3 separate regions of the Mus musculus genome follow, and all the other regions are linked to region 2. The links are chromatin loops, found by intact Hi-C in ENCODE. Cell type or tissue: left cerebral cortex. All regions are shown on one strand.

Evidence for each region. Hi-C counts contacts between places; a loop is a spot of excess contacts. Peaks named below come from ENCODE experiments on the same cell type or tissue, not always from the same donor. Only the 100,000 strongest peaks of a DNase experiment are listed, where the experiment ranks them.
Region 1: a loop joins it to region 2, with 3 times the contacts of the local background. A loop is called at or near these places in 3 of 42 quality-filtered maps.
Region 3: a loop joins it to region 2, with 2.8 times the contacts of the local background. A loop is called at or near these places in 3 of 42 quality-filtered maps.

What each region holds. Positions count from the first base shown.
Region 1 is chr7:88,339,627-88,347,626 of GRCm38, reverse strand. Gm25345 (a small nucleolar RNA gene) reads right to left here and starts at 3,658; the gene lies at 3,526-3,658. In left cerebral cortex, a CTCF peak has its summit at 3,636; DNase peaks (open chromatin) are centred at 983 and 1,440.
Region 2 is chr7:87,582,218-87,590,217 of GRCm38, reverse strand. Grm5 (glutamate receptor, metabotropic 5) reads right to left here and starts at 6,050. Exons shown (of 11, transcript NM_001143834.1): 1 at 5,678-6,050. In left cerebral cortex, CTCF peaks have their summits at 3,820 (motif pointing left) and 5,765; DNase peaks (open chromatin) are centred at 2,887, 3,779, 4,739 and 5,804; H3K4me3 peaks cover 4,858 bases; H3K27ac peaks cover 3,498 bases.
Region 3 is chr7:88,040,725-88,048,724 of GRCm38, reverse strand. The region is part of intron 8 of Grm5 (glutamate receptor, metabotropic 5); the gene reads right to left. Among named protein-coding and RNA genes, the nearest start is that of Gm24249, 43 kb to the left of the region's middle. In left cerebral cortex, no CTCF peak of the experiment used is centred here; no DNase peak of the experiment used is centred here.

The DNA of each region.
Region 1 (8,000 bases), 760 kb before region 2:
TCTAGCCAACAATTTACAAGTATTGTTCAAGGAGGAACGTCAATGTGGAATGATTGGAGAAGAATTTTGTGTGAAGGAGTTTTAGCACAGTCAGATTAGGGATCAGGCAGCTACCAGTGCCCTTAGACTCCAGATGCTTATTCTCTTGTTTGGAGTGCATGGTATTCACACATCTTATTGTTATTTGGAATCATGTTAGGTTACCCTCTAGCAACATATGCAGGTGTCACATGAAAACTGAGTATTTCGGTCTTTGTGGTCATTATTTCTTATGACAAATTCATAAACTGATATTTCCGTTTTCTATCTCAGTTCTGTGTACTTAACCTATATTACACTGCCTAAAAGTTGGTGCTGCTCTTGTTTTGCCTGGAGAGATTAGCAAAGCACCCAGTTATGGGGAATCAAATCACCAAAGCTGTGAAAGCCCATTAGTTAAGGAGGACCAAGGAGATTAATTATCATCTTGCTTTTTTTGTGATAATTTGACGTTGTTTTGTTGCTACAATGGATCATTTTTAATTTTACATCCTCAAAACCCAATAAGTATTTGTTGCATCCCTGTCCAGCCTTAAAGAGACACATTCAGTTGAGGTCTTCCTGAAGAAATATTTGAGGTATGATATGTGTGCAAATCACATGTTTGGGAGTTTTTCACAGAAAACACAGATGAGAAAATGGTGTCAGGAAACAAGAAATAGAAGAAAATCAGCAACATATAAAATATCAAGCAAATTAGTTAAGATTAAGGGCAAGTAGATCTCAATATGAATGGGAAACTCAAAGACAATGTAGTCAATGCCACCAAGTTATTCATCTCTCTGTCACCACAGAAAGGAAGGTATATGTTAATCATCTAATTGCTACATCTCTTTAGTTGAAAGCTACTTCTTGATACATTGACTCATGGCATTGCTGGCATTCTGGTGTCTGGTATCCTAGAATATACTTGTAGATGAGAAATATGTACTGAGAAATGGAGTGTCACAGAGTAGCATGATGAATGAGCCAACCGATGTTGTCTGGTGATAAATAAAACATTCCACACTCTCAAAATATTGATAAGAACTGGACATAATTCTAATAAGTTTCATTCCATCAGAGTGGTAAAAGTGATGAAACACTCATCTTTGTGATTCAAATTTGGCTCCCGCACATTAGAAGGGAATGAGGGCAAGTCTGAGTGGCAATCACTGATCCCCAATCCCTTATGTTCTTATGTGCCTGGAAAAAAATGCAGTAACTCATTTTATCAGACCAGTGATAATTCAGAACATACTACATCCTTGCCTTTGCAAGCACACTCTGTTCTAACAGAAATCAAATGTAGGAGTCTGCCAACAACCCCAGTTTAACTGGAGCAAGGGTGCTGGATGAATCATAAGTCCAAATTTCTCAATAATTCAAGTGCCAGCAGCATCACATTTGTTACAAATTCTCAGTTTTGTTTGAGATTTCTAAAGACACCTCGCCCACCCATATTGGTGAGAAATCCAACATCAAGCTACTTGGAAGACATTTGGTATAGTTTCCTTTCTGATTTCCTGCATGATGCAAGAATTCTGGCAGGACAGGGGAATGGTGGGAAAAGTTATGAAGTGGTACTTTCCAGGCATCAAAACTCAAGCAAGGAAAGGAACACTGTGCATCTTTGCTGGTTATCCATGTTCTCCTTGAGCATATGATGCACCGAAAGTTTGTGGTGCTAGAAACTAGGGTTGAGACTTCTTGTTTAGTGCTTAGGCAAGGACTTCTAGCCAACAGAGGTGGATCAGCCTCAGTCCCTTACACCATTTCTCAAAGCCACAATTACCAGTCAATCCTATGTTCCTCTTACTCTTTACCACAGAATTCATCAGGTACGAGTTCACTTTAACCCAAAACTAAAAACAAAACTGACTTTTGCTTTCTTGTTCTAGAAGGAGAAAGCTCAATCACACCATTGGAGTTAGAGTCAGCCTTGGTTATTTTTTTTTTCTCTTTTTAACTTTTCATTTGGTTCTTTGTTAATCTTCTATCATGCATCCCGATTGTACTCATCCCCCTCTCCCCTTGTACATACCCTTCCACCCTTGCAACCTCTCCCCCAAACAGAAAAAAATTATCTTGTTGTGGAAGCTGTAGTGCATCACAGTGTGTCCACAGTATATCCTTTTGTTCACACTTTGCTTGCAAAAGTTCATTGCAATGACTCATTAGTCTGGTAGATGACCTCTGACTTCAGCTATTCCATCAATACTGAAACTTCACTTGGACTCCTCTCGGATATCCTGTTGTTGTTCTGTGTTATGGTGATCCTATAGATTTGGATTTGTAGGATGAGGCCCTTCATGCATTCCAGCATTTATCAATGAAATAGATGTTAGAGTGGGGCAAGTCAAACTCCTGAATGTGGACCTTAGAGGTATCTAAGCTTGTGAGCCCGCTGGTGCTACCACTTTTGTGCCTTCAGGACCTGCTAACCTACAATCCTGGCAACCAGAACTATCTCTACCCTGCTGCTTAGGAAAGGTGCAGGGCCTGCTCTCCTCAGTGTTGCAGTTGGTGATGGACATGGTCAATTCTCCCACTCTCATGAACCTGCTTTTCTAGCTGCTTTTCTAGCTTTTCTAGCCTGCTGTAAGTGGTGATGGATGAAGGAGGGGAGAAGGGCATCTCGCCCTCATCTGAGCCACTACCCAGCAGACAAAAGGCAGGTCAGGCTCTCCCACACTCCTGCCTTCAGGCCTGGCTCACCTGCAACCCCCATATCCAGACAGATCTATCTCTACTGTGCTGTCCAGTCATGGTGCAGGGCCTGTTTTCCTAAGTGTTACAGCAGGTAAGGGGCAAGGACAGCTTGCCAGAGGACCAGTTCTCCCACCCACCTGCATTATGTGGTAAGAGAACATCTCTCCTCATCCATGCTGCAGCACAGCCGACAATTTGTGGTAGGACAGGCCAGGACCTGACCACAGTCCCAGTTGGCATCACTGGCTACTAACATCAGGCTGTTCCTCACTACCCTTGAGAGATCTACAGTTCTGCCTCTCTTCATTGTGCCTACATCATTCTCTCTCTCTCTCTCTCTCTCTCTCTCTCTCTCTCTCTCTCTCTCTCTCATTTCCACCACTTACTTGCTCATCTTAGTAGCACCCAGAATCTCTGGGTGTCTGGGGTCATTTTAGAAATGGTCTTGAGTGAGAATGCTGTGCCATGCTTTTACCATAGGACACAGGGCAGGAGTCATCTCTGGCATGGTCTCCCAGCCCCCACCAGACCTGTACAGCACTAAATTGGTTGTTCTCTCAGGCTAGCTTCCTCTTGAGGTCACATGGTGCCAGTCTGGTGATAGTCTAGAGCTTATTCCTTTCCCTGACTGCCACATTGGCCCCTGGCAAGGATCGAGGGTTATCTTTCTCAGTCCTTGACTCTCAGACCTACCATCCCAGGTGGGGTTCTTCTTGTCAGCAACTTGCTCCCATCCTGGGAGCCCCTTCAGGCCTACCTGGTGCTGTTCTGGTGGTCATCTCAGCATTTGCTCTCTCTCAAGGTCTGTTAATCATTCAGATGTTCTCAGGTTAGAGCATTGAGTGTAGACACAGCCTCTCTCCTCTCTGCCACCTACTGACACACATGTGACATAGCAGCCATGCCAGTAAGGCCTCTAGGAGGCAGGACCTTGGCTATTTTCAACCACCTATTGCTGACCTATTAACTTACAATAAGAAGTGAAGAAAAGTGACTTGATGTAAAAGATGCTAAAAAGGTGACAATTCCAAACCACTCACCACTATTGAAAAGACTATAAGGAGATGCAGCAATGGTGGCACATGCCCTTAGTTCCAGTTGCTTGGGAGGCTGGTATGAGAAAAACAAATGAACCCAGGAGTATCTGACCAGCCTAGGCATCAAAGTGAGACTCCTATTAAAAATAATAATGACAACAACAACAATAACAACAACAACAACAATAATAATATAACCAATGAGAGAACTATTTCTAAACTACAAAAAAAAAGTTCCATCCAAAAGATTTCAAGCTCTAATGACTCACTTGTATGAGGAGGTTTTTGAAGTATCTTTGCCCTCATTTCATAGGTATCTGATGTTACTTAGACTTCAAGACTCATATTTCTGCTCCTTGATCCTCATCAGCTAACTGCACCTTAGTCAGATTACAGTTCATGTGACGCTCAGACACACAAATAATTCACAAAGATTTTCCACTTAGATGTATCACTTTGAAGTGCGAATCACATTCCCTTAAGAGCTCTGTTGAGTCTCCTTTGAGGCAGCCACAGTGAAGTGAGTGATCTTCCCTTGATGGGATGTAGATTGTTTCGAGAACTCCATTGAAAGCCTTTTCGGTTGTGTCAACCATTTAAATGTGAGCATATAGAAAAGAAGTATTAGCATTTGTTCTTTACAGTAACTTTTCTATCTCAGAGAAGTGTTGTCAAAAGGATTTTCTAAAAATACACAGCATATTCTAAAATTCTAATCTGTTGAATGTGATAGGCATAGAGAATCTGCATTTTAAACAGTGATCTGTTTTTCACATTCCTTATGAATAACACATTACGGGATCCGCACTCTTATATGTGCCCTGTGGTTTTCCAGAGGCTACTGGAAGCTATCAGCCACCCCTGGAGATGTAGTGGAAAGACAGATATGAAAATTCATCTGCTTTTTATTAAGATTTTTATGAAAGAATTTTTAAAGAAAGTTCTCAGAGAATTTCACACATATACTTAATATAATCTATCCACACTTCATTTCTCTTCTTCAATTCTTCTTGAATTCCCCACAACACATTACTTTGCTAGCTATTCACGTTTGCTTGTCTTCTTTTTTAAGCCCATTGAGTCCAATTACTACTGACCTTATGTTTATAAATGGGTCATCCAATGGAGAATCAGCAGTCTACCAGTGTAACAATCTCTAAAGAATGTCTCTCTCTTCCCACAGTAGCTAGTAACTGCCAATAGTTTTTCAGTTATCGGTGGGTCCCTGGCATCCCATCCTCTTTCTGTGCTGGAACATTGATTGGCTTGATGTGCTGTTAACCATAGCTGCTGACTTCAAGAATACAGTAGCTGTGTCAGTTCATGAAGATACCATTTTACAGCATCCCTGCCCCATCCATTTAGGGGCAAAAGCAGATTGTCAACATCCTGTAAAACACTTTTTGGTGCTGTTATCAGTCTTCTTAAGCCATCTTATTTTGTGGAACTATCAAATCATTTTGTCAATGCTTTAATAAAAGTATTAGCTTCATCTAATGAGTAGTAAGTGGAGTCTCAGAAATAAACATTTTAAGCCAGGGTATTAAATCACATGCAATAGCTTGGATATTCAAATTAAATTATATCCACTTGATTGCAAGCACAAATTTTGTCAATTATATTACCATTTAAGGTACATTCAGGTGTAAATGATACTTCAATTCTAGCAGAAGGTTGTGATTCTCTACAAATGCATCTTAGGTAAAGAAAATAATCTATTAGTCGAAATTGATGTGTCCATCAGGTTAGGTTATGCTGTGATAACAAACAATCCTGAAATAACTGGAACATCAAACACCTAAGGTTATTTTTTCTGTTTTCTCCGGGTCGATCTTGAACTGTTCCGAGGGTTCTGTGCTGTGTTTGGGACTCAGTTTAGCAATATGCTACATCAGTCTTCTACAGAATTGCTGCTCATTGCTGCAGGGAAGGAAAATGCCACTCAAAGGCAGGAGCTTTTCTACTTCCTTGAAAATAGACAAGTTGAGTGTGGTAGCCATACTCAGAATTAGAATAAAGATGTCCTGCTATGTGCTCCCCTGAAACTATAAGTGACGAAAGTAAGCTGGAGCGACTAGACTTGAAGATACAGGACTTGGGTTCTAATGCCTTTTTACAAGATATTGAGAAACATTGTCTAAAGCATAAAGAAGTCTTATACTAAAGACAGCTAAGTAGGAAAGGATCACTTTGCAGACTTTTCTGCCTAACATCCCAAAGATGGCTCAGATTCACATATCTTAATATATTGTTTTCATTTCGTCTCACACATGAACCCTAATGAAACCACCCTGTGGAAAGCATTCTAGATTACATTACAGGAACCAGGAATAACCTTGGGTCACATTCAGTGCTTGAAGAGCAATTCCCAGAGAGGGACCAACCTGGGAGCTGTAACTAGTCAGCAAGCTCCTGCAGCTGAAGAAACTAAGAAATGAGCCTCCATCATGATTAGAGGGGTCCGAGCAATTCCCTGGGGGCAGTCACTTTAACAGCGCAGAATGGAGCAAGCTGTAAAACCTAAAGATTCAGGACTCTGATTTCTCCTTGCTTTTCATCAAATCCTATTTCAGTTTGAAAAGTAAGCTAACAAAAATCTTTAATGTTGAATGTTCTAACAAGTAAACAGTGGCATTTATAGAAACATGAATCATTTATACAAACGGTAAGTAATTTTCTCTGGCTTCTGTCTTCTTCATCTGGAAGTAATTGACTTCCTATGAATCACTAATGTATCGAAATGTTAGGCTTGGTTGCAAAACACAGTCATGACAGTCACCTCGGAAATAATTTTTAAAAGGCTATATCCACCTGAGTTGAATACTTTACAAATTTGTGTATCTTAGATTGTATACTGTATCTCCCTGAGCATTTTTAGTGCTATTTCAGTCACTGTGGATAAAAGGGTATGTTCTGTGGAGCAGGAACATGTCTGAGTGACTTCTGGCACTATGGGTGTGGAGAGAGAGAATTTAGTTCATTTTTTAAAAGTGTGTGTGTGTGTGTGTGTGTGTGTGTGTGTGTGTGTGTGTAACAGAGAAAGAGGGAAAGAGAAAGAGAGTTTAATGACGCGTAGAACTGTACTATTTTCAACACAAAACTAAGTACATTTACATAAATTGTATGCTTTCTGTGGATATGTCGAGCCAGAAATTTATTCTGTTGTGCCTTTGAGGAAATTTCAATAAAATCATTTAGATGCTTCCCCTAAATGACTGCAGCATTCCCATAATGCATTGGTTATGATTCCTTTCAATTTTCCTAACTTTTGCACTTTAGAAACATGTCCTTTGTAATTATTTCCCCAGAAAATTGAACGAGCGAAACTGGTTTGTGTTTCAGTAGACCACGAAGGGTAGCTTCTGTTTGAGGTTATCCTTCAATACAGCTTTACAGTTAGTCAACGCATCCCCAGTGAAAGCTCCTGGATCCTCTGTATCAATATGTCTTTTGAAGCAAGGCCTTGATGGAAAATGAGAATGGACTGTCACTTTTCAAATACTAAAATCTTTTCTCATGCCTTATCTCACGTAGTTCAATTTTGAGAACTATATATTATTCTGATTTTATGAATTAAAAAAAAAAAACAAAGAAAGAGAAATTAGAAAAGTGTTAAAGAAAAAAAAAGAATAAAATTTTGGGACCTGGAGAGTTAACTCAGTTGTTAAGAGGATTGAATGCTCTTCCAGAGAACCCAGGTTCTATTACTAGAACCCATCTGCTGACTTACAGCCGTTTGTAATTCTAGTCCCAGGGTTTCTAATGTCCTCTTCTGTCCTCTGCAGGCACCAGGCAATCACACAGTACACCGGCAAACACACTTGTATACATTAAAAAATAAAGGAAACATTTTAAATATTTTTAAAGATGCCACTGGATGAAACATTACCTTCTGTTGACAGACCGAGTGATCCTATAGTATATTAAGGTGTTTGGAATTCAGAATCAGTCACATGTTCACACTCATTCAGTTAAAGACATTTGAAGCCAGGCATGGTAGCACACACCTTTAATCCCAACACTCAGGAGGCAGAGGCAGGTGGATTTCTGAGTTCGAGGCCAGCCTGGTCTACAGAGTGAGTTCCAGGTCAGCATAGGCTATACAGAGAAACCCTGTCTTGAAAAAACAAAAACAAAACAAAACAAAACCCCAAAAAACAAAAAACAAACACACACAAAAAACAAACAAACAAACAAACAAAAACAACAACAAAAAAGACATTTGAAAAGGAC
Region 2 (8,000 bases):
TATTAATATCATTCTAACTTTCCTCATCCACTACAAACAAGAAAAGTTGGGTATTTGTTTATATAATAATATATAATGAAATATATATAAATCATATACATGATTTAATTCTGTTTACAAATTCACATACTCAACTAAAGGTGAGATCCACATTCATGCAATCTGGTGCCAAATATTCACTAATAAAATACACTGCAAACCACAACAGACTGAGAACAATCATAAAAGAGCCTCCACAAATATCTGCATTATAGACTGATGCTATAGAAACAGGGTATGTTCTATTCATACTGACAATTTTATAACACACAGCATATGTATGTGTTCTGGGGGTTGTTTCTTGGTACCATTTTCATGTTATAACAATGAAAGAAAAACTTCACTTTTTACAACAAAAAAAATTAAAACCAGTATATCATGTGACTCATTTGATGATTAGCAATGTAATACATCTAGTACTTGATACAATCCCTAACATGCTCAATAAATAATACTTGCCCTGGCAAGCATTGACCTACTACAAAACTTTTATTGGAAGCCCTATCGCCAAACATAGATGCATTTGTGTTTGTTTCTCTGTGTGAGTGCATTTCAAACAATATTATTAGCATTAAAGTATACACTTATGTCTCCTCTGCATTAATACTGGAGCCATGGAGACAAATCTTGGCATGTTTTTGTATTTAAACCCTTTCATTCAAATGAAATGAGAAAATATCAAGAAAGCATTTTCTGATTTGTAAACAGTTGAAAAATCAAAGTCAAAATGTTACATTCTTAGGTCATTTGAGTATGAAATAAAACCACTTCTTTGGATGTTCCCTTCTTGTGTGTCTTCTACGTACACAACAAGAAAGGACATAAAGAGATGCCTTAGCATCAGAATTAATATTTCCAAACAAATAATTCCAAATCAAGGACACTTCTATGTAATACACTGTCATGTTCTCAAAAACATATATCAAAAGAATCATCATTTTTTCACAAAGTTAGATTCAGCTGGATGTATTTAAATAGTGTGAAGAAAATGGTACATACACAAATGTCTAAGTCCATATATGTGTCCATATATCCAATAGCAAAAATGTATAAAGAAATATGCCTCTTCATTCCATGAATGTAGCAAACCTTGAATAAAACATGCATACATATTTTACTCAAGTAATACAATTATGTACATATTTACAATTTATTCAATCTCATTTTTTCTGATTAGTGTTCATCTTCTTCTATCATTTAATTTTTCTTCATCTTTTTGTTACAGGGCCTCATTTAACTTCCTACATAACTAAGGATTACTGTGAACTTTTGTGTTTCCTGCCTCAACCTTTCAAGTGCTGAGATTTAAGTTATACATCGCCATCCTCAGTTTTAATTTACCATTTCTAAATGCATAAATAGTCCCAACATTCTTCAAAAAGTCAATATAGCAACATTCCTTGAAAAATTCTCAATGCATTTTGAATAAAATAAGAATCATGAAAGTTATTTACTCACAAATGTAAACATTTTTAGTGAAGCCAATTAATTTAGTAGGAAACATGACAAAATAACAGTTCAGAAAAAAGAAAGAAAATGGTGTCTCCTTACCCAAGTATTCTCAAATCATAGATATTCTTTACGTGGATAAATATCTATTACTGAATTTTTCAGTGTTCCCTGGATATCAGTCTGAATGGCTATGATGTGTACAATGGTAAAGGTCTGTGTATACATTTGATAACAGGTTAAGATTTAAGCAAGTACATGGGGTGTTCAAATATCATTCTTATCCAAATAACCTCAGAGTGCCTATAATAAATAGACATTAAATTTTCATTTTCTTTTTTCTTTTTTGTTCTTTGGATTTCCTCTGTCCTTTTTGGGCATAAAACCCACAGGTAAAACACTGCTATGGAACATCATGGAGCTCTAGAAGATGCAGTTGAAATACATGAATTTTACATTTAATCATAAAGTGTAAAGGACGAGGAAAAGTCTTTTATCTAAGTGGTGGTTTGTTGCTCAGTAAGTGTCCAGTGAAGCCTAGGGAATAGTATGAGTACCTGTCCAAGGTGCTGAAGAAGTTTCCAGGAGAAGGATGCAGACTTGGTAGAATGCAAGTCATTAACCTAGTGAGTTTGGCAAGCAAAGTTTTCTATTTCTAAACCAACAATCCTTCAAAATGGAAAGTTCCACAAATGACAAAAAGATTACTAACTGACAATTTAATATGTATTACACAGAATTAACAGAGAAATTAATGGAGGAAATTCCCTCCACTCCATAAGAGAAGAGCACAAAGCACTCACAACAAGAAAAAAATAGCACACCTATATCCTCTGAAACTCATAATAAGGTGTCAAATAACTCAGAATAAATCTTTGCTGGATGAAGGGGTGCCCTTAGTGCTAAGCATTCTCACTAGACTGTTGTTATAGGCACCAATTTGCTACCAGAACTAGAAATACAGGAGATCACTAGTTCACTTCTTAAGCAATTTAAACAATAAAATATAAAGTTGGATATTGAAAGGAAGAAAGAAAGGTGAGTCCACCTTTCCATTTGTGAATACCAATTTCTTATGAAGAAATAAATTGATGCATAGCACTACCTACTTGTTTGGATACCCAAGCTAATTCAGGTGAAACAGTTCCAGGATTCTGACTAAATAAAAACAAGAATCTGTTATCACTTTCTCAAAGTCACTTTTCCCACACCATGCACTCTAAAGAGAAATACGAACAGCCATACATCCTACAACTAGGTGGGTAATCACCCAGGTCAACCATTACTTCCTGCTGAAATGTCCCAAAATAGATTAGGCTACTGTAAACATCAACTAGAGTTTGCTTGGTAGAACTTTCCTGGTTCCTTGTCTCCAAGTCCCTGTAGCCTGGGATCCCTCTTCTGCGCTCTGATCTGCTGCCCCTGGGTAGCTTTGTGTCTGGAAGGAAGGGAAAGCTATATCCAAGGAAAAAGAAAGCGCACGAAGTTGCGCTAGGGGTTGGGGGCGTTCAAAGGACATTGAGATAGAAACAATAAATCCCAAGCTGTGCTTTCAGCACCAAACGCTGTACCCCCACCCCACCCCGCCCCAGGCAGAGGAGAAACCAATCTATTACCCAGAAGTGATTCTCCTTCCTTCCCTTCTCTACCTTTGCTTTCTCAGTTTTGAGTTCTCCAAAGGACTGGGTAAGCCAGTCTGCATTCTAAACCATGTTCTCCTTTCCTCAGAGCTCAGACACGGGGATCCAAAGGCGTGCATAATCCCTATCTTAGACCTTGCATACCTCCCCCTGCTTTACCCTCTTGCTCGCGCCTTTTCCACCAACAGGTTTAATTAATAATGGTCTTCTGTAAAAGAAGCAGATGTGAACCTCTTCTGCTCTGGCCACCCCGGATTCATCTAAGTCCCCTCCTCCAAACCACACTGTGAGCTTATCAGCATGCTTAAAGCTTCTAAATCCTTGACAGGTCTGGGGATAGATACCTGGGCACACAGACATAGCAAGCTTACCCCCTGTTGGCCACGCAGCAGGCAGTGAGATGCTGTTTAGCTAGCCCCCCGGAGTAAAGTTGGGCAGCAGAAATCAATGGGGTTGAGCCAGCTTTTCCTTTCTTGGGCTTTTCCCCAACCCCAAGATGATCCCAAGCTCATCCCCTGTGCTCGGAGTGCTCAGAACAGCGGAGCTGAGGGCGGCATGTACAGCAATCTTCCCCTCTATGGAGACAGGGGGAAGGGGAGAAGGGGAGAGAGCGGAGGAGGGAGGGGTGGTAGTTAGTATTTATAGAGAAGAGACTTCTCTGCGCAACTTTTTGGTGCCACCAAGTGGCACAGTGAGTTCCTTTAGGAACACAGACTCCTGGGCAGATCAGGATGGGTACACTAGTTTCATGGCCAGACATTCAGGATGGGGGGAGCTGAAGACACCCAGGGAGATGAGTTTATGAATGCATACCATCTCAGCATCTGCAATGCAAATCTCCAAATTCTATAAATGAATATGCATTGACAGAAAAGGGCTAGAGATGACTTCTCCAGTCAAGTAGAAGAGGAATCAACATGGTATGTGCCAGCTGCCTGCTGCCCACTGGGCTATAGACATGCATGCTCTAAGAGAAATATCGCTTTTCTCTTCCCTCCCTAAGCCTTCTACTCATATTACAGAACATTCCTGTCTCATTCCAAAATCCTCATTTGCCACACAGTGACAAACCTTGAAACTAGGATGTGATTTTCTTTACCATAATCAAGCCCAGGTAACTTCTCAAAGCTTAAGTTAAATAAAAGCAAACAAACAAACCCCAAAACTTCACAACCTATCACCAAAATATGTTTTTCAAATGCTACTTCGCTAGACAATAAAATAAACAAACAAGCAAATAAGCAAAATGTAACTTTAAGTTTTGTGCATTTGAAATTTTCCAAACAACTGTCAAAACTCCATAATCTTTGCATGGGCCTGAATGTTTGGCTGGACTCAACCTTTCCCATAGACCTTTCATAGAACCAGCATGCATTATCCAATGGCACTGTGAACGTTACAGCTGTTAAAATACTTGGAGAGAGAACATCTTTACAATCTATTTGCCTGTATTTCCGGATATCTCCCTTCCCTCTTTCCCTGTACAATTCTTCAAGCTTATACAAACACACACTATTTTGTGAGACTTCAGTGTCCTAAAATGCAGTATGCTTTCCACTTTCCTGATGGAGAGAATAAGTGTACAATGCTTGGTAGTCTTGTTCAAGGTCACATATTTTCCTAGACAATGGCCTAAGGGCTTCTCAGGGTGTGACTGAATGAACATTGGTACCAAATCTGACAGACCCAACTCTCCTTGCTATACTACCACACATAGCTCATGGAGTCTGTTCAACTCCCCTCTCTTTCCTCTTGATCTCCATGTTCTTCATTATCATCCTTTATGAAAGTTCTGTCAGAAAATTTAAGGTTAAAAAAAATCTTCCTTTCACTGCTAGAAATATATAATCTTAGCTTTAAGGGTCCAGACGTGCTGATACATCTCATAAATGGGTTAATGATTCCAGAGAATCTCTTGGTCCTGGTGTTATAGTCATTCAAATGTCATTTTAGAATTGTAATACAGTATTTAAAACCATCCATAATCTTCTTCCCTGTCTCATTTTTGGGGTGCAGCATCAGCAAGTGTGCTTACTACAGCCCAAACATCTAATATCCTCAGAGATCTAAAATTCTCCTCCCTCGCTAAGTGCATGCTTTATCATTGCACATGTACCAGCATGAGACAGAAGGGGGGGGGGCTTTATTGGTTTTATTTATTTTTTTCTGCCACTGATTATTTTAGCTATTTTCTGTGGAAACAACCCCACTGAAATCCTTCAGTTAGGTGAATGAAAACAAAAAGATATTCAAAAACCTCCCATTTAGCCATACCACATTAGCCCAGGCTCCTGACTCTAAATTCATGTCTAATTTATAGAGCACATGTCCTTGCGGGGTGACTTTCTTAAACTTGCAGGACCTTCTAGTATCCCTGGCTTCACCTGTCGTCCACCTGCCCACCACCTGCCCTTCTGGGTCCCTTTAGTCCAAGCACCCGCCCCTTGCTCGCTCACTCTCCATCCCTGCACTGGGGGAGGGGCTCCGGCGGCATCCTACATCCCTGGTAACTCCACAGCTGAGAGAAAGAAAAACAGCGCTATGCTTACCAGGTGCGCTCCCTGAGCCTTGCTCCTCTGGACAGCCGCTCCTTTCAAGCTCCCTGCGCTTTCGTAGCGGCCTTGGCTGCTGCAGAAGCGCTAGTGGCTGCGATCTAAGCTGTAGTGGCAGCCAGCAGAACGGCTGCGGGCCCGCGGTGGTGGCGCTCGCTCTCTCGCGCCAGCGCCTGGAGCACGTGCTGCGCCCGGGCAGACGCAGCTGGAAGCGCAACGCTGGGTTGGCTCCTACTCTTGCAGAGTGCAATTGGGGGCGGCTGGCTAGCCTTGGATCAGTGAGTGAACACTGCTCCTAGAGCCTCTTGGTCTCAGGGTTCAGGCCAGGGCAGTCTTGGACTTCCTCACTACCTCATTCCCACCCAGAGATGGAGAAGCAGGAGCTGTGCTGGGAGGCGTGGGTGGCATGTCACTCAGAGAGAAGCTGGAGAGCAGGTAGATAATCAGCTTCTCTCTGAAGATAGTACGAAACTCCTGACAGTTATTGGGAGAAGGGGTATTATTGCTGGAAGACAGAGAGAGGAGTAGGAAGAAACAGAGAGACAAACACAAGACTGAGAGACACAGAGAGAAGAGAGAGAGAGTGACACAGACTGTACTTACACACACACACACACACACACACAGAGAGAGAGAGAGAGAGAGAGAGAGAGAGAGAGAGAGAGAGAGAGAGAATGAGATTCAGAGAACTGCAAGTACGGTTCAGAAGCCCGAGTGATTAGAAAGACCAATGTATTTAATGGTCTTGAGTCATTAATAATGTCATTTTGCATTTGTCTGCACTTCTTAAAAATGTTTCTTCCTACATCCATTAAAAGTCTTTCCCTGTGGGACTTAAATGTTTTACTTCTTCCAATTGCTTGGCATCCTTTTCTTTGATACCCCTAGTACTGTCTATGGACATCAAAAATGCTAAGGTTACCTTCACATTATATCTGAAAGAAAAAGAATAAAAGGGATCCCTATAAATTACTTGCATGGCTTAATTTAAACAAAAGAATAATTGGGTAATATTATTATTGCCTGAGCAAATTAAAGGAGCCAGGTACTTTCAGTAGCTGAATTAATGATTAAAACATGCACAACACTGAAGTCAAGGACACCAGTTATTAATAACTACTAATGTTTGTCAGTGGGTCCTTGACAACAAGGTAGTGTTTCTTTGATTACTTCGGTGATATAATAGTAAGGAACGGAAGAAGGGAAGTATCCATTTAAAACACTATGTCAAGCATTAAAAGACATTTGCCCATATGTGTGTATTATAGCCCATTTACAGCAACACATTAGAACCAGACTCCAGGTCCACCAACAGATGAATGGGCAACGATGTTATATATACATATAAAACTTTTATTCAGCTGGAAAGAAAACTGAAATTATGAAGTTTACAGGGAAAAAAATGATCAGCCTCAAGTGTATAGCATTAAGTTAGGTGGTCTAAACCCAGGAAGACAAAGCCAGTGTGGTCTTTCTCATGTGCAGATCCTAGCTTGTAATGTGTGCATGTGAAAATATCTGTAAATGTGGACTGATCTTTAAAATACAATCAGCATCACCCCCACAAAATTACTAGAAAGGAAACCAAAAGAAGGGAAAAGGGGTACTAAAGGAAGAAGAGATCAAAGGGCACATTTGCTATGAAAATGAAGAAAGGGGGTAGAGTATCAGAGGGAGTGGGAAGTAAGCAAAAAAGAAGAGGGTGGGAATCTGCTAAAACACACTTTGTTTGAAAACTGATTAATGATGTCTAATACCTTGTGTTATTTTAAAAGTTAAAAAGTAGATCTTCTTAAAGGTATTCATTTTCATTTTTCCATGTCTAAAGACATTTTTAGATACTTGAAGTACAATATGTGAATTTATTCTCCTCTCTTTTTCTAGAGTTTAAAATGTCCGTTTGTCCAACATGAAATTTTCTGTACTAGGTTGATTCCAGTTTTGATTTAGGTCCTTTTGTGAAAAAATGACTGAAGAACTTAGAGAATCTTTGTTTCCTCAAAGGAAGTGGCTCATAAAGGGCATATATGGCCATATTGTCCATGTTTAGTCCAACTTAAAACAGAATTTGTAGATTACATGCAAAGTACCTAAATAATATTAATAGATATGAGATGTTTCCAAATACCTGCACATATTTCATTCTCTCCTCTCACCAAGGCTAATGAAGAAGATGCTATCCCAAAGCATCAGAAAGACAAAGCTGCCCGTAAGTCTCACATGTGGCTTAGCGAGCTTTATTCACTTCCTGTTCTATAAAAGTTGACATGCAAATGGAACTTTAGGCTTATCAATAGCAGTATGTTCAGAGAAGAGAAAC
Region 3 (8,000 bases), 460 kb before region 2:
TTTACAATTCAATTTTTATTTGCTAATGAATAAGTCTATCCTTTGGGCCACCATTGCAAATAGTATGCAGTCCAATTACTGTATACATTGCATCTATAATCCCAGTGCAATTATTTAAGTCAGACTCCTATTATAGACATGTGAGGCTTGGAAAGTGGAAGATTTTACTTTGCATTTAAGTGAAAAGAACTTAGCACTGTGTGAAAAACATTAAATTGTTAAATGAATAACTGACAGGGCAGACAATTGTATAGTATGTGGTTCTGGTTAGATTGTCACAGAAACTAGAAGCTAAGAGATCGAGCACCATGCTAAAAATCTATTCCATTATTAATGCAAACATTATTTTAGCTAGAAGTATAAAATAAATATTTCTCACCTAAATTCACAAAAAATCACAAATATATAATATTTAATAAATGGCAAGAATTTCCCATGTCTGTGTCTAAATTTAATTACAAACCCCAAACTGTCCCATTTTAATCACATTTACAAGTGAAAAATACTAGAACATTCTGGATACAATTAATATTTTGACAAATTTGGATCTGAATTCACTTCACTTACAGTTTTTGGAAATATGGAACTAAAAACATGATACTGCTGTAAAAGGGAGCTATCATAGCATATCCACCCTGGGCATGATTTTTCTTAAAGTTTGTGATCTTAAATAATGTATACAATTTTCTTGAATCTTAGTTGTCTCAGTTGTAAAATACGTGATTTCTCTTGAAGGACTAAAACAGAAAACATTAAGATGATACAGCTGGTAGCAATGCCAGACAATCCGGCATGCTTTTATTAAATAAGCATAGGTATGAGAAGGCTTAAGCAGTCTTACAAAGTAGTAGAAAAGGAGAAACATGTATGAAATAGATGTTTGCAAAGGGTCACTCAGGCTTTGGAGATCAGTGACCTGTCACTGGTTACAGGCCCCTGGACCAGTTCCTTCACACCCTCCAGGTTACCCTTGGACTCTGCTACTTAACTCTGGTAACTTGTTCTTCAGTGACATTCAGTTTCCAATCTCCAAAGCAATTAAGTCACTCCAGGAACCAGAAGGCTTGCTAAAGAATGTTCCTGTTGACTTTAAAGTGTTGACATGCACTACCTTCCCTTCCTTTTCACAGCTCTGCACTTGAAGGTACATTTCTTTGCAAGTGAAAAGCAGGAAACTATGCTAACTTCCTGTCACAAGGCTTCCCACTGTGTTTCTGCTTGAAAGCCAAGCTGATTCCACATTTGACTTTCACTGGGTTTATTGGATGGCTCCAGCCCCTGACAGACTCAACAGGAAATGATTTTGCAGCTCTGGAAAGGGACTTTAAGATCTAGCATCTTGTAACTCTTGCAAATTACTTTAAATTCTTTAGCAGAAAACAAATTACATTCTATAAATTATATATTTTTAATTTGTATATATGCTTTATATATATTGTGTGTTTGATATATGTTATATATGGACACACACATATGTATGTATATATACATAAATATATATCATGTAGTATAGTATATATAAGAGTATACATGTATGTATCCAATTATATACTAATAAACACATATGTGCATATATATATATATATATGCTATTATTAAATAGGAAATTTTTACAGTGGCAAAAAATGGTGATGCATGAATAAGTTTCTGGCAAATAGAAGCTTTTAGAAATATCTGACTACCTCAACCAAATTGCTGCTTTTTGCATCTTTTCCTTCCTCTCTCAAAGTAGACGATTAGTGCACTACTCTTGTTATGTTTTGTTTCGTTTAAAGAACAAATTACCCAATTTTAGCAATGTTAATTCTCAATCAAATTTCTTCATTGATTTTTATGCCCACTGCATTATTTAAGTCCATACATCAATAGATTCATATTGCTTGCTGTAAGGCTTGTTACTGTAGTTTTCTTAACATTTGTATCCTAGCCATTCATTTGTAGATTTTATGTTTTAATATTATGTAGAAAAATGTTTTGAAATAATTTTAAGTTGCAAAATTGAATGTGCAGAATATGCTATGAACAAAATAATCAAGATTTAAAAAATATTAACATTTTGTCACGTTAATTTTAAACGACACCCAGTTCCATGAAGGCATTTTACAAAAATAACTGAACCTCTTCAGCAATTCCTATGTGACGGTTTCCAGATGACATCACCATTCTGAAATTAGTATCCTTCCATTTCATGCTTAAAATTAATATCCAATCTCCATTATCACTCTGTAAATAATATTTATAATGTGCCTACAAATTGCATTTCCTTTCTTATTTGATTTTGGATAGTCCTCAAGATAATAGCCTTGTTGAAAAATAATTTCTAGGATAGAAGATCAGAGTGGTTGTGGGTTTTTTTCCCTAGTTAGTTTGCAGAAATGTTTAGCACTTAGAGTATTGCCGGAAATAGAGTTCATGACACACTATCCCCCAATATGGCACCGTGGCATATAGCTCTTTGAGAAATAACATGTAAAATAAGGAGCTTCTTATCATTTTCTCTCTTCTGTTTAATCAGGTGATATAAGACATTTCAGTGGAAGGATCGCCCCCACTGTCTTAGCCAGAAGGCCAAGAGCACCTTCCTCTGCCAAAATGAAGTGCAAGGGGAGAAGATGAAACACACAAACCTTGCTGCTTCAGCCCAATTGACTTCCTCAGCGCACTTTACCACAATTCTCTCTTCATCAAACTCATTTATGTAGCCACTCAGCTTCAACTGTTTTCTCATGTCTATATTGCCTATGAACATTTCTATGTCACTACAAAACTAATATTAAATGGGCATGGTAGCATCGATTTGCATTATATTGAAGACCAGCACTTCATGAAGCTGAAACAGGGGTATTAGCAGGAGGTGGAGACCAATCAGGGGACCATAGGGAGTTCCTGTTTTAAAGAGATAGCAAAACAAGCAAATCTAAGGCTAAAAGTTCTAAACCTTACATTGAATAACTCTAATGAATTTATTTTGTTAACCACATATATACATGATAGAAGGGAGTTTTTGTCCCTTAAGGAATATACTCTTATTGAGTGAATTACTAGATGACTCAATAAATGAATGGATGTAATTTTACTTACTATGAATTATAGAACCCTGTGAGACTTGGTGTTTGCTTAGTTGTCCTGCCTTTCTTCTTTACACTGTTTCTTACTGGTTCTTTCGTTAAAGCATTTCAAATACTCTTCTCTCTTGTTTTGAAGTGGGAAGCTAGTCTTTTTACTTTGATTAATATGTACATGAACTTTATTGGAGAAATGATTTTCAGATGTAGCAGTTAGCTTCTACTGATCTGGATATGTCTGTATTAACATCCAACCTTTCATAGGAGAAATGAACATATTTTAGAGAAAAAAGAATACATGTACAGATATGGAGAAAATAACATTGTGTGCTATAGGAACTGTAGACAGTCTTTGATGTTAGAATAAAAAATGAATGGTATGAAAAGGTAGGGCCTAAAACTAGAGAGAGTAAAGAATGGTCTTAGAAAGAAAGCATATGTGTTATGTTACAATATTGTAATATACCCTGCCTCTCCAACCTACATAAGTATGAAATGATTAGTAAATTAATATCTTAAGTGATGGCCTCCAAACATTGCATTTTAAAATATAACAGTTTAGCTTTGATAAAATAGCAGAAACAAAAATGTAATTGTCAGATTCCTCATGCTTGTTTGCTCTGCAGGAAGTCATCAAACACTCATTCAGTTGGTCCTCTTTTGATACGCAGATGAAAAGAGCTTCCTTATTGATACAGCATCAGAGAAAGAACTCTCCACACAGGTCTTGCTAATCATAGCCTCTCCTAGTATGGTTTGTTCTCATTAGACTAATTTTAGCTAATTTTGGTTCTCTTTGATTATTGTCTAAAAACCACATAAGGATTTGAAACTTAACATATTCATTTGGGGGTTCATTTTCTTCCAAAGTCTCCTTGTTCAAAACTGGTATTTGTAAAACAAACGGCCCTGAGATTCCATCTCACACCAATCAGAACGGCTAAGATAAAAAGCTCAGGTGACAGCATGTGTTGGTGAAGGTGTGGAGAAAGGGGAATCCATACTCCTCCATCGCTGATGGAACTGCAAACTGTTACAACCACTATGAAAAGCAATCTGCCAGTTTCTCAGAAAATTGGAAATATTTCTACCTGAAGACGCAGCTATACCTCTCTTGGGCATATACTCAAAAGATGCTCCACTTTACCACAAGGACACATGCACTATGCTCATTGCAGCCTTATTCATAATAGCCAGAAACTAGAAGCAACCCAGATATTCCTCAAGTGAAGAATGGATACAGAAAATGTGTTTCATTTCACAATGAAGTACTATTCAGCTATTTAAAATAAGGACATCATGAATTTTGCAGGCACATGGATGGAACTAGAAAATATCATCCTGAGTAACATAACCCAGACCCAAAAGGACATACATGGCATGCACTCACTAATACGTGTATATTAGCCAAAAAGTACAGAATACCCATGATACATCTCACAGACCCTAAGAAGTTAAAAAAGAAGGTACACTCAAGTGAGAATCCTTTGATCCTATTATAAGGGGGAAGAAAATAATCATGGAAGGCAGAGGGAGTGAAGAGGAAAGGGGCATAGGTCATGTATGGGGGTAGGGGGAGACAGGAAAGAAGCCCAGAGGGCCAAGAGAATGAATGGAAATATGCAACTGCAGGGATTGTGATGGGGGGGGGGAGGGTGGATCCCAGGACACAATGTGGGTAACTTATCAGAAATGATCAACAGTGGTAATATGGACCCTAAAGAGACCATCTCCATTAGTTAGCAGGGTCCCCAGTAAAAGAATGGGGACACAAACCCACCTTTAAAATTTTTGACCCCAAACTATTCCTGGCTAAAAGAAATGCAGAGACAAAAATAGAGCAGAGACTAAAGCTTCGGCCAACCAGTGATCAGCCCAACTTGAGATCCATCCCATGGGCTGGCACCAAATCCTTACACTAGTACCAATGCTATGCTGTACTTGCAGATAAGAGCCTAGCAATAGCTGTCCTCTGAGAGTCTCTACCATCAGCTGACTGAGACTGATGTAGATTCTCACAGTCAAGCATTGGACTGAGGTCTGGGATCTCTATGGAAGACTTAAGGGAAGAATTGAAGGAACTGGGGCAGATGGCAACCCCATAGGAAAAACCAATAGTATCAACTAACCTGGACCCCTGGGAGTGCTCAGAGACTGTCACTAACCAAAGAGCATATAGGGGCTTATCCAAGGCTCTCTATACATATTTAGCAGAGATGAGAGTTGCTTCACTGAATCAAGTATGAGAAAGATTGACAATGATAGTATGTGCTACTTATTCAAAAAGTTACCTAAAAAAGTAGGAATGGAATTAACAGTGGGGAACATTGTCTTTACACAAGGATGTTTCTGAGATAATGCAGAGTTAAAAAAAAACATACGTGACTATTATATTAGATAGGAAAACAGTGCATTAGTCATCCTACTTCATTTCTGGGTCACAATAGTAATGAAAATTGAAGAACCACATCTTTTACAATCATCATTACCACTTTTCTTGTGAGTATTGACTTAGATTTTAAGGTTAAACTTTCCCCAATTCTCTGGTTCCTCATAATATTATGTTTATTCCACACCTACATAACTAATTGCACAGAGTTGTTACCTTTTTATAAAAACAGACGTTTCTCTCACCAGATTTTAAGCTTCCTAGAAACTTAATTATATCTTCTATTTCTAGTCTATGCTACACACTCTGACACATTAACGGCACAACCTTTTAAATTAATTACTTCCTTTTTTGAGAATATAAAAAGTCATCTCAAGTCACTCTTATCTAACACTAAAATCTTGATAAGCATGTAGCAATGCATTTACTCCTCTAGTGTTAAAAGTAGGACATTTGATAGTATTCTTTAATACCTTGTACATCCCTTGTCTGTATGTATTGTAGACGTAATACCTAATCATAGCTCAGATATTTCAATGCATTGTTTAGTTAAAGATAGCAAGAAATCTTGTCTGCTGTAGCATGATTAGTCCACTTGACTGTTACCTTCCATGCCTCCCCAAATTATTTTACCTCACAGAGACAAGAATGTTATTTAACAACATATCATTAATCATAGTGCTGCAGTGTATAAAATGCCTTCAATGGTTGCTCATTATACTGACACTGAAACACTCAAATCTTGAGCATGTTCTTCCAGTGGGAATCAGATTTTACCCTGATACTTTTCTGAAATCCAACAATATATCTTCTTTCCTATATATGCTGTCTTCTTGTCAGAAATGTCCTTCCCTGTCACTTGTTATCAATTTCTATTCATCACACACTTGCTTTCTTTACAGAAATATTTTGTGACAACTTTATGTTATATATTCTTTATTGTTTCTCTAATAGTTTCATTTTTATCTGATTTTCTTTTGATTATTTTGCACAATTTGCCAGTGTGTGTTTGTATATGTGAATGTGTGTGTGTATTATAGCTTTTCTCCCCACATTACCAGGTATGTAGAAGAATGTCCTACTGAGACCAACTGTGAGAACCATATTTTTTTCCATTCACATTCTATATCACCCATATAATAGTCTAATGACAATGGTAATAATAGAATATGTATCAATTAAGACAATGAAGTAATATACCATGCTCACTTTCCATAGCATTATGGTAGAATATAAAAGACAAAAACTGACATTAGAATTGTGTTGACTGTATCCATTGGTACTCAACTCTGGAAAATGGGAAAATTCAGAATAAAAATAATCTGTATTTAAAAGGTTGTCTTCATATTCTTGCCATTATTCCCTTACCATCTTATGACAAAATTTCTATAACTGCTTATATTGAATTTAGGTTTATAAACCAAATACAGATGATTTAATAGTTATAAGGAGTTGTGAGAAACTGATGTGTAGATATTGTTTCATTTTATTTAGGTACTTAATAGTTTATTTACAAGAGTCTGGCATTTATCATTTATCTGAGGACTTGAAGCCAATATCCACATATACCAAGAGACAACTGAACTCACTGAAAAGGTACTTAATTAACCCATTCAATGTTGTTGAACATAAAGGAGTTTTAAAATTCAACAATAATATATTTTGAAATTAGAAAAAAATAAACTGATGCAAAAAAATCAATAGTGTACCATGCAAAACTCACAGAAATCTCTTTTCTTGTGGGCATTTTAATTTTCTTGTGGGCAAACCTAATAAAATTTTCTACTCAAAAGTTTCATTTTAGCCAAGTGCTCATTTTTGAGTCATCTCTGGAATGCCTGAGAACATCAGAAAGCTTGTCTAATGATACAAACAGGACTCAACGCTGCCATTAGGCACTTGGATGTTTTATTAAATCAGATCTTTTTAAGAAAGAGAAACCTTCTGTATAAATATCTCTCACTAACATAGAGTCTCAGTGTAAGCAAGTCTCAAAAGCCTCCAGATCACAGGAATTTTATAATCATGGCTTTTATGTAAGCTAGTACAATGGCCATGGATAATCACTTATCCCTTGAGGTAGGGGCTTTAACCATGATAATCTTATGATCTATCTTCTAGGAGTCCTGTGCTAAAATCCATCTTAATACTAGAAACACTAGACAAATATCTTGTGGGTGCTCTTCCAGGAGTGCCGTGTTTTGTCCTCATTTTTATATACAAGGATATAGAAGACTATTTCAAGCCAATATATAATGTACTTTGAACGTATTCTATCTCTACCCTAACTATCCTCTTTTTGTTCTCCCTTTCTCATTAGTCTCATCTGTTCCCCAAGAGAACTGTGCTTCTACTTTCATGTCTTCTATTCATATAAGATTTTCTGTTTCTATAAAGTCTAGGACCCATAAGTGAGAATAAACATGCAACATTTATCTTTGAACTTTGAACTATGAACTTCCTTAAGACATAGGAACAGTGTTAGTTTCTCTGTCTTTATTTCATTCTTAGGAAAATGTATCAAATACATTGATGATGGGTTGGAA